Linked DNA regions of Homo sapiens: regions 1 and 3 are each linked to region 2. A link is a contact called in ENCODE Hi-C or POLR2A ChIA-PET data. All regions are on one chromosome and are shown on one strand. Each heading gives the region's core, a stretch centred on a gene start or an enhancer-like site at or near the end of the contact. The rest is flanking DNA. Distances are from core to core; before and after follow the strand shown. Region 1 overlaps EGFR (epidermal growth factor receptor). Region 2 holds the start of MRPS17 (mitochondrial ribosomal protein S17). Region 3 has its middle 54 kb from the start of ELDR.

What was found. A loop is a pair of places that touch in the nucleus more often than their neighbours do. ChIA-PET counts read pairs that join two places held with the same protein, here RNA polymerase II (POLR2A). Pooled maps may share reads with other maps.
Region 1: a pooled map shows a loop between it and region 2 (7-fold over the local background). The contact joins the enhancer-like site here to the promoter of MRPS17 in region 2. A Hi-C loop is called at or near these places in 1 of 37 single-sample maps with no recorded cell type and 5 of 50 pooled maps. POLR2A ChIA-PET finds 5 or more read pairs at or near these places in 1 of 52 experiments (Caco-2).
Region 3: a loop to region 2 is called in a pooled map, with 5 times the contacts of the local background. The contact joins the enhancer-like site here to the promoter of MRPS17 in region 2. A Hi-C loop is called at or near these places in 1 of 168 maps with a recorded cell type or tissue (GM12878), 4 of 37 single-sample maps with no recorded cell type and 3 of 50 pooled maps. POLR2A ChIA-PET finds 5 or more read pairs at or near these places in 1 of 52 experiments (activated CD8-positive, alpha-beta memory T cell).

The regions. Positions count from the first base shown.
Region 1 is chr7:55,072,166-55,075,433 of GRCh38, forward strand. All of the region lies in intron 1 of EGFR (epidermal growth factor receptor), which reads left to right. Among named protein-coding and RNA genes, the nearest start is that of EGFR, 55 kb to the left of the region's middle. RefSeq lists enhancers at 1,512-2,711, 2,224-2,393. Within about 2 kb of position 1,911, at least 33 of the 41 ENCODE cell types and tissues checked have a DNase peak (open chromatin) inside an H3K27ac peak, as active enhancers do.
Region 2 is chr7:55,950,432-55,954,139 of GRCh38, forward strand. MRPS17 (mitochondrial ribosomal protein S17) reads left to right here and starts at 1,446. Exons shown (of 3, transcript NM_015969.3): 1 at 1,446-1,499; 2 at 2,748-2,887. The coding sequence starts at 2,765. RefSeq lists an enhancer at 1,499-1,558.
Region 3 is chr7:55,307,519-55,311,138 of GRCh38, forward strand. No RefSeq gene overlaps it. Among named protein-coding and RNA genes, the nearest start is that of ELDR, 54 kb to the left of the region's middle. RefSeq lists a silencer at 3,279-3,463. Within about 2 kb of position 1,598, at least 4 of the 41 ENCODE cell types and tissues checked have a DNase peak (open chromatin) inside an H3K27ac peak, as active enhancers do; they include GM12878, where a contact is called at or near this core.

The DNA.
Region 1 (3,268 bases), core at 661-3,160, 880 kb before region 2:
TTCAAATGCAAACTTAATTTTAAATGTATGCAACATCAGTTTAAGCGTTGTAGCTATTACTAGCAATTGTACCTATTACTAGTCTGTACTCTGCACAACTTTGGAGTATACTGCCTACTCAAGGTGGATTTTAGAGCTCTATTTGTGGCATTATATCACGGACAAAAGCACGTTCATCAGAGTCAGAGGAATGTGGTGCAAATCCCAGCTGTCCCACTTACCAGCTGTGGGACTTGAGTAAGCTCCTGAAGCAGCTGCACCTGCATTTTCTGGTGGGCACCATGGAGCTGTCAGCAGTGCTTTCCTCAGAGGGCTGCGGGCTGGATGAGGTTTGCTGGTGCATGTGAAGTGTCAATCATTGCTCTCATGAGTGGTGATGCTGATGCCGTTCCCTTTTTTAGGGAAGTGATTTTCCCTTACAAAGTTACCAACAGTTTCATGTTGGCCCATTTTTCTATTAATTGTTTCCACTAATAGGACCAACAGTGGTAGTCCCATCATTTTATTACTGCTTGTCGTAGCACAAGCAGTTGCTTCATTGTGTTTAGATAAATATTGACGGCTGCTTTTAACAGTCTGCTGTTTTGTCTCCTTTTGAGGTCCTTAAAGTAATCCTTAAAAAGATAGTGCAGATGGAAAGATGTCTGGAGTCAGTGAACCTGCCTTCTTTCCTGTGTGCTTGTCAGTTTCTAAAATGCCATACACAAAGGACTTTCATGATTTCTTTTTAGGTACATGATTACAGTTCAATTCACTTCACTGTCTGGAAAATTTCCTTATAATCAGGATGAAATTTCTCATGTTAGCCTTTCACATTTCACTACTTTTAGATAAGGAATTCTCAGGCTTTGCTATATCTGACTGCTCTTGGAGGCTGAGCTTTTGGCTAACTACCTGACTACTTTGTCGTTTCTCTTCCCTTGGAATGAAGCAAATATCTAACTTCTCACTCATTGTTTCTGCTATTTTACCATTTAGTCATCTGTGATTTTTCTAAATACTGAAAGACTTCCCTCAATTCAAACTATGTGCCGGATCAAGGAAAGGGCAGTTGGATATTGCAGACAGCATAGTGCAATTGTGAAGAGTGTCTGCTTACCAGCCACGCTGCCTTGCACAAGTTATCAAGCCTCTCAACCCACTTCCTCAATCTGTAAAATAGGTATGAGTGTAGGACCTTCCCAGGGGATTTTTTTGTGACTATAGAATGATTCTCAGAAGACTTTCAGGCAGTATGTGGGTGAGGCACATGCTGGAAAGGCTTCTGCAGGTGCAGTGATCAATGCTTTTCTCAGTGTGTACATCCCATAATACAGACACGTTACCAGAAACTCCCTAGCCAGGACTTTGATTGCAGCTCACATTTTGTATATGGCCCATAGGGAAATGAAGTGTGTATTTTTTATAAAGTTCAAGTGTTAACTTAATTTGGAATTTACTATCAAATCTCAGTTGTTATGGGCATTTATAGCTATTAATACTTCGTCCCATGTGTCCCATGAGGAAACCAAGGAACAGAAATTAAAGTTCTTTCTGGAGTCCCCTGAATCTCGTTCCTGTTCTTTTGCACCCTGTTAATTACATAGAGACATTCACAGCTCTTCTGACCTTATCAGCGTTAAGGAAAACAGAAAACCAGCGTGCTATTTGTTCTGTCCCTTAGTCAAGCCTTCTCAACATATATTTTTCTTCCAAGATTTTGCATGTGCACAGGGATGCCTATCCTCTACAAGAAACACATTTTAGGCAAATTATAATTAAAATGCTGTTTACATCTCTTCACCTTTAGAATTTAAAGAATGATCATTTCTTAGATTGCATCTCAGACACACCCTTCCCCTAGTCTGGAGAGGGCGAGGCCCATGGGTACTGCAAACAGCCTGACGTTGTCAGGGGCGGTCTCAACGGCTCATTCACCACATCTGCCTCGCGAAGGCTAAGCCATGTGCTGTTACCCCTGCTGCGCTCTGGCTCATTCTAAGGTACACGCTATTAACCTTGTGAGAAAACAAAGAGGCCAGCCCCACCCTTCCTGCTCACTCTGAGTCACGGTGAAAATGTTTCAGGATCTCGGGTTCGACCATGAGTCCTGTCCAGGTCCAGGAGGAAATTCGGAAGGACCACATGTTCACTCTGAGATCCCACTTTCATTTCCCTCCTGGTTGAGCAGCATTAATACTCTGGCTAGATTTAAATTCTGGCTTTCTCCAGTTAGAACTGAAAGTTATGACAATGTAATCAAAATAGAATGTGGGTTTACAGCTGGCCCCCTGGCCTGGTTTGTGAACATAAAACAGAAACAGAAAGTGTAAGTGGTGACATCATATTCTCTCATTCAATGTGAAAGGCCACCGAAGTCTTTCCAGAATTATTTTTGAGAATAATATGAATTTTTAAAAAATACCTAATTATTTTAAATATCGTCTTGCTTGCTCCCCAAATACCTACTGTTTTCAACTTGGATATACGACATGATTAAAGAATATCTAATATTTGGGAATGCATACTTTAACCTTATAAACTACCACTGTAAATAGACAGACTCATTAAAGTGAAAGGACATTTTAAATCAATTAGTAAGCAAATCAATTAGGTGGCAAAGACAAGATTATTTTTCCTTATGGTAGTTGAAGAATAATGCTTAACCTGTCATTCTAATTACCAAGCACGGTGTTCTCTTTGGAAGATCATTTCAACAAAACATTATTTTCATCCAGAATTTGAACCTTGAGATTGCATGGTATTTTAGAAATCTATTTTAGAAATCTTTGGCAAAGGTTACTATTAAAACAATCACATTCATGGAAAATCAGTATAAGAGCAACTAAAATAACTCACAATACCAGTAAAATCACTTTGTCATCTTCTTAAGACTTTTAAAGAGCATTTGTAAGTAACTGAATAGAAGGCCAAAGGGTGTGTAGGTAGCCCAGACCATCAGTGGGCAGCCAGGGCCAGGGCAGGGGCCACGGTTGCAGCCTGCATTCTTCTAAAGGGCAGAGCAAATTAAAGTTGAAGCAGGAGCTAAAAAAAAAAAAAAAAATGTTTCAAAGAATTCCACCAACCAGAGGATACTACCTAGGACAGTTTGGGCCTAACTTATCTGTGAAGGCCTCCAGCTTCCTCCACACCGGTGGCCACTTTTCATTCACTCTGAACCCTTCTTTGTATGGAGGTCATTTTATTAATTGAGCTGTGACCAACATGACAGAATTTCCTGTTTTAGGGCTTTTATAATATAGATAGTTTATATCTAATTTCAGAATAT
Region 2 (3,708 bases), core at 196-2,695:
ATCATTGATGTTGTCGGGGTAGGGACCAGAGTTCTAACTGTGGAAGAAAGGAGATAAAAATACGGAACTGGTGAAGCAAAAGAAGAAACCCACTGGTGGCTCATGCCTGTAATCCCAGCACTTTGGGAAGCCGAGACGGGCGGATCACGAGGTCAGGAGATCGAGACCATCCTGGCTTACACGGTGAAACCCCGTCTCCACTAAAAAAAATACAAAAAATTAGCCGGCCTGGTGGCAGGCGCCTGTAGTCCCAGCTACTCGGAAGGCTGAGGCAGGAGAATGGCGTGAACCCGGGAGGCGGAGCTTGCAGTGAGCCGAGATCGCGCCAGTGCACTCCAGCCTGGGCGACAGAGACAGCCTCCGTCCCAAAAAAGAAAGAAACCCACTGCTGTTTAAAGGTAGGTGTGTGTGTGCGTGTGTGTATGTTTCAATGTATCGATAGCTACATCTGCTGAAATAGCCTACAGGCAGGAAAATCCCAGTAGCAAGTTGCTCACCTAGCACTCAGAGCTTTGTTGCTAAGTACCACTCCCCACTGATATTTTTCGTTTGAAAAACTTCTGATACAATAACTGGTCAGGGAAAGTATAGGTAAATCTGGACCAGCCAGGCACAGTGGCTCATGCCTGTAATCCCAGAACTTTGGGAGTCCGAAATAGGTGGATCACTTGAGGCCAAGAGTTCAAGAACAGCCTGGCCAACATGGTGAAATCCCGTCTCTACTAAAAATAAAAAAAATTAGCTGGACGTGGTGCCAGATGCCTGTAGTCCCAGCTACTCAGGAGGCTGAGGCAGGAGAATCCCTTAAACCCAGGAGGCAGAGGTTGCAGTGAGTCAAGATCATGCCACTGCACTCCAGCCTGGGCAACAAGAGTGAGACCCTGTCTCAAAAAAAAAAAAAAAAAAAACACTTTTAGGCCAGGCACGGTGGCTCACGCCTGTAATTCCAACACTTTGAAAGGCCAAAGTGGTTGGATCACTTAAGGCCAGGAGTTCGAGACCAGCCTGGCCAACATGTGAAACCCTGTCTCTACTAAAAATACAAAAATTAGCTGGGCATGGTGGTGCACGCCTGTAATCCCAGCTACTTGGGAGGTTGAGGCAGAAGAATCGCTTGAACCCGGGAGGCAGAGGTTGCAGTGAGCAGAGATCGCGCCACTGCACACCAGCCTGGGCGACAGAGCGAGACTCCGTCTCAAAAAAAAAAAAAAAAAAAAGAAACAAAACAAAAGAATGAAAGAAAAGTCCGAAACCTCCTGCGCCACTGTCCACTAGCTGCGCGCGTTAGGAAACCAGAGGTCAGCGCCCCCGACCCCGCCACCGCCGCGGGTCCCTTTAAGGGAGAGTGGGCGGGGTCCTGCCTTTAACTCCGCCCACGGCTAAGGAGATGCACGGCCTACGAGAGGGGTAGTGTGGGACTGAGCCAATGCGTACGGCGTGACGCCATCCCGCTGCGACCGGCGCTCCCCGGGGCAGGTGGCTGCATAGTCTTGGCGGAGGTGAGTCTCGTGGTGGAGGTGAGGGCAGGCTCCGGGGTATTGCTGCCGGGGGAGGATTTGCTGGGGACCCAAGGCACCCTCGCGTGAGAGCCCTGAGAGCGAATCGCTTCGTCTGACCTCGGGGTTGTCTGGGGCGAGGGCACGAATCACCCCAACCTTTCCGAAGCCTGGTGGAATGGCTTGTGAACTGATCTCAAAAGCAGCCCAAGTCATCCGTCGCTGGGCCGGGGAGGGGGACACCGCGGCGGCCCCGCCGAGTGCTACCTGGGCACTGAGCCTGTGGGGAGAGGCGACCCAGCGGGGTGGAGAGAGATAAGGGACCAGTAACGTCCAGCGTTTGTCCGTGGTATTGAGCGTTCTGTGGGTCAAATTCTCAAAGCACTCCTGCGAAATAGGCCTGCCCATTTTGCAGAAGGGGAACGTGAGGCTTGGCGAAGTTAAAGTTACCGCTTTGTAAGCGCTGTAAAGATGAGAGGTTGGGTAGTGGGGAACGTGTAAGCATCTCTGAAATGGTGATTCAAGCCGGGCGCGGTGGCTCACGCCTCTTAATCCCAGCACTTTGGGAGGCTTGAGGCGGGCGGATCACCTGAGGTCAGGAGTTCGAGACCAGTCTGGCCAACATGGTGAAACTCTGTCTTTACTAAAAATACAAAAATTAGCTCGGCGTGGTGGTGCGGGCCTGTAGTCCCGGCTACTCGGGAGGCTGAGGGAGAAGAATCGCTTGAACCCGGGAGGCGGAGGTTGCAGTGAGCCGAGATCGCGCCACTTCACTCCAGACTGGGCGAAAGAACTAAACTTCATCTAAAGAAAAATACATATGGCCGGGCGCGGTGGCTCACGCCTGTAATCCTAGCACTCTGGGAGGCCGAGGCGGGCGGATCACGAGGTCAGGAGATCAAGACCATCCTGGCTAACACGGTGAAACTCCATCTCTACTAAAAATACAAAAAAATTAGCCGGGCGTTGTGGCGGGCGCCTGTAGTCCCAGCTGCTCGGGAGGCTGAGGCAGGAGAATGGCGTGAACCCAGGAGGCGGCGTTTGCAGTGAGCCAAGATCGCACCACCGCACTCCAGCCTGGGCGACAGAGAGAGACTACATCTAAAAAAAAACAAAACAAAACTGTTTCTGGGTGGAGGGGGGAACGAAAAAGAAAAAAACTGTTTCTGGACTAACCTGGACAGTTCTTGTGACAAAATTCATGTGGCATCATAACCACCAGAATATGAGACTTTGGAATTTGCTTTTCAGGTGACCAAAGCCACGTAATGTCCGTAGTTCGCTCATCCGTCCATGCCAGATGGATTGTGGGGAAGGTGATTGGGACAAAAATGCAAAAGACTGCTAAAGTGAGAGTGACCAGGCTTGTTCTGGATCCCTATTTATTAAAGGTGAGAAACATTCTTGTTTCCGGGTGGCTTTGGTAAATCACCACCATGTCCTGGGTCCTAAGCAAAAAAACATTTATCTCTCAGTAAAGATGTCTTGTCTCTCATCTGCTTTGAGCCAGGCATTTTGCTGGTCTGTAGGTATAACACGGTTTACACATTCCAAGAAAACAGTTAATGTCAATCCACTCTAACTGCTGTAGTCATTCTGTATGCAAAGTACTGGCCGGATGAGGTGGCTCACACCTGTAATCCCAGCACTTTGGGAGGCCGATGCGGTTGGATCACCTGAGATCAGGAGTTCGAGACCAGTCTGGCCAACGTGGTGAAACCCCGTCTCTACTAAAAATACAAAAATTAGCTGGGCATAGTGGTGCGCACCTGTAATCCTAGCTACTCTGGAGGCTGAGGCAGGAGAATCTCTTGAAGCCGGGAGGCGGAGGTTGCAATGAGCCACAATTGTACCATTGCACTCCATCCTGGACAAGAGCAAAACTCTGCCTACCATGCACAATTCACAATAGGGTTTGTGCTCCTATAGGAATCTAATGCCGCTGCTGATCTGACAGGAGGTGGAGCGCAGGCGGTAATACTCATGCTGGCTCAACGCCACTCACCTCCTGCTGTGCGGCCCTGTTCCTAACAGGCCACTGAATGGTATCAGTCTGCTGCCCTGGGGGTTGGGGATCCCTGCTTGAACCCAAAGACAGGCTTGGAAACACGGGTAGGGATGAAGACTGGAGGTAAGGGAATGGGCAAAGAGGCTGCTGCAAAAGTCTAGGATGGAAATAAGGACCTGAACTAAAGTTGATGTAGTGGGGATG
Region 3 (3,620 bases), core at 348-2,847, 640 kb before region 2:
TTCACACACACTATTGAAAGGCCACCACACACCCATCCTCTTCTGTTTGAATTTCCCTTCTATGTACTTTTCTTCATTTTTTCTTTAAACTCTTATTTTCTTGAGAGCAATTTCCCTGTACTGTTTTCCCTGATGTTCCCTGGGCCTTAGACTACCTTTTGAGAAAGACATGCACTTAGACTTTATTGCTCAACACTCATGCCCATTGCATCATTGTCTAACCTGCATTTCCCTCTCATCCAAAGGGGCAATGTGGACAAAACGAAGTAAAAAGATCAAATGCCTTGCAGAATTTCAGTGTCAGTGTTGCTCATTCTACCAATCTTTTGATCTTAAAACTGGGTTCAAAAGGAAATAAGCTACTTTGGAGCCAGGTACAGTGGCTCACTCCTGTAATTCCAGCACTGTGGAAGATTGAGGCAGGCAGAGACTTGAGCCCAGGAGTTCGAGACCAGTGTGGGCAACATGGCAAAACCCCGTCTCTATAAAAAATACAAAAATTAGCTGACTGTGGAGGTGCATACAGGCAGTCCCAGGTAGTTGGGAGGCTGAGGCAGGAGAATCACTTGAGCATGGGAGACTGAGGCTTCAGTGATTCATGATTGCACCACTGCACTCCAGCCTGGGTGACAGAGCAAGACCCTGTGTCCGAAAACAAAAAAACAAAGAAAGAAACAAAAAGCTGGTTTGCATAGTTTTTCATCAAATCCAATGCCAAATTCTAGCCACTTCTTGCTTTTCTAAGCACAGACAGGCAATTCATTGCTAAACTATTTTACAAATCTCCCAACTATATTATATAAAATCTATCTCCTCTCTTATCAAGGGAAACACTTGCTCATCTTTGAGCAACTCACATACTCCAAATACCTCTGGTGTTGAAAGCCGTCTGGTCATTAGTATGTTCAGCTGCTCAGTGTCTGAAATTCCTTTGGGTCAGACCTCTAGAGCAACCAGATAATCTCTCAGTGGCGGTCACAGGCTAGCAAGCCTTGGCCGTATCCAGACCATGCCTATCATGGTCTGGCAACCCTGCCAAAGTAACAAAGCAACTTTTACTTTTATATCTTTCCAAAGTAACAAGACAACTTTGAATTTATTGCCAACATTGAACATTGAGGACCTCATATAAAATCAGGATTCCCAGCTGCTCTTGAAAATTTGGAAGTTGTGACCCTGCTGGGCCCACATTCCCTAGAGTGTTGGGTCTCCTGGGCTCAGCAGCTGCTGCCCCTGAGGGAGGCATGCATCTCTCCTGTGTAAGTTTCCACCTGGCTCTCTGGCTTGGTCATATTGGCTTCCTGGCCTCTTTTTGCATGTAGTTTGTGATCCCTGATTGTAGGTTTCATCATTTATCCTGGGCTGTTTCCTCCTGGGAGTTATAACCTTCCTAATCTGAAGCTGAAACTCCCCCAAATGCAAGCTAAACGTGAGTTGACAGTAATGGCTAATGCCTAAATAGCACCTACTGTGTACCAGGCCTGAAACACTAACTCATTTCATCTTCACAACAAGCCTATGCTGTGGGTGCTGGTTACTGCAACAGGCCTGAACCACCAGCTCATTTCCTCCTCACAAGCCCATGCGGTGGGCACTCGTTACCACACTAGGCCTCAACAACCAGCTCATTTCGTTACCACACCAGGCCTGAGCCACCAGCTCATTTCCTCCTCACAAGCCCATGCGGTGGGCGCTCGTTACCACACTAGGCCTCAATAACCAGCTCATTTCATTACTACACTAGGCCTCAACCACCAGCTCATTTCATTACCACACCAGGCCTGAGCCGCCAGCTCATTTCATCCTCACAAGCACATGCAGTGGGCGCTCATTAGCCCCGTTTTACAGGTGAGGACACATGCTCAGAGACTTTAGCCCACTTGTCTGGAGCTGACTGCCTCCACACCTTCTGTGTGATTCACACTGACACAACTGGACATTTCCTACCACGAACATGATATTCACTCTGGTTTTCTGCCTTGACCTCTACATTTTTGGCCCCTGCACATTTGGGCCTCAACCTTCCAGACACGGTTCCTCCAGCTCGGTTAGAGTCCCGTGCTCCTCCTCCCATGCCTTTGGTGCCCACACTAAGTCGGGGCTCAGAAGTCACTCCATCTGTGACTTGGCTGCTCTGCTTTGTGAGCTCAAGAAACCAGGAAGCCTGTTAAACACGCCATCAGGAATGCTGAAGAATTAAGATTGTCCAATAAAAGTCAGTGTCAAAGGAATGGAAAATGAAGTGTGGATGGGAACCGTTATTTCTCAGGAGTCAGGGAGTATCTAAATTTGCTGTCTGAAGTCAGAGCCATAGAAAATCCCCAGCTGCACTCTGGTAGTAGTGGTTTTAGCACCTTTACTTGTCATTACAAATAAATTTGAAACTGAAGGAAAGTGAAGAAACACCTCTCAGAAGAGCATGATGCCTTCGACCTGGTTTGCTAGGACAGGAACTGGACACAGATTCTGAAAATCTCATTCATTCAAGCTGAATAAAATGTAGACGCAAGGACATTTACATAGTCAGCCATTCCTCAAGGATTTACTGAGTGCCTACTGTGTACCAGAAGTGGTATTCGTTAGGTACCACATGTTTCATTCATTTGCTCATAGTCCTTTGAGGCCCTTCTAGGTGGAAGCCCCACAATAGGCTCTGGGGATACAGCCCCTGCCACTGCAGAGCTGATGTTTTCACATAAGATTCAGACTTCCAACAACCAATTACACTACTGGTTAATCACAATTATAGTGCTGCAACTAGGCGTTCCCAGTCAGTCTGGGAAATGCAGAAAGGCCTCCCTGGTGAGAAGGTCTCTGCACTAAAATCTGCAGGAGCTGCAGGAGCAGAGTGAAGGGAGGTAAGGGAAAGTGAGAGCCTGCCAGGCAAAAGGAAGAGGAAGCGCCAAGGACCTATGGAGGGTGGGAGCCAGGGAACCGAAGGAGGCAGTTACCAGCACTCCTGAAGCACAGGCAGCTAGAGAAGAGAGCCACAGGCTGGACAGTGACCTTGGCAGGGGACACACCATGCAAGGCTAGTGAGCCACGTTCAGAATTTTGAGATTTATCTTGAAAGCCCTGGGAAATCATTAGCATTTTAAGCAGAATGGTAATATGGTCAAATTAGCATTTATAAAGGCCCTGTGAAGGAAGGTCAGAGGTGCAGCAAGAATGGACGCAGTGAGTTGGTTACTGGGTGAATTCGCCAGGCAGGCAAGAAGGGGTGTTGCAGAGCCAGGTTTCTCCACAGCCACATCAGTGACATTTGGCATCTCATTGATCTTTGCTGTGAGGGCTGTATTGTGCACGGCAGCATGCTTTGCATCCCTGGCTCTGCCTGCTGGATGCCAATAGCTCCCTCCCCGAGTCATGACACACAAAAATATGTCCACTGGACATTGCCAAATGTCCCTCGTTGGGGGAAATCACCTATAGTTGAGAAGCACCAATTTAAAGTGGGGACAAGGGATGTGAAGAGATATGGACAGATTCACAATGTGTCTTGGAGCTGGAATCAAAAGATATTAGTGACATATTTGAAAAGGGATGGAGGGCATGAGGTCAGGGCTGACTGTAGCTTGAGGTGCTGGGTGGATAACACGGCGACCATTGCTAGAAAATAC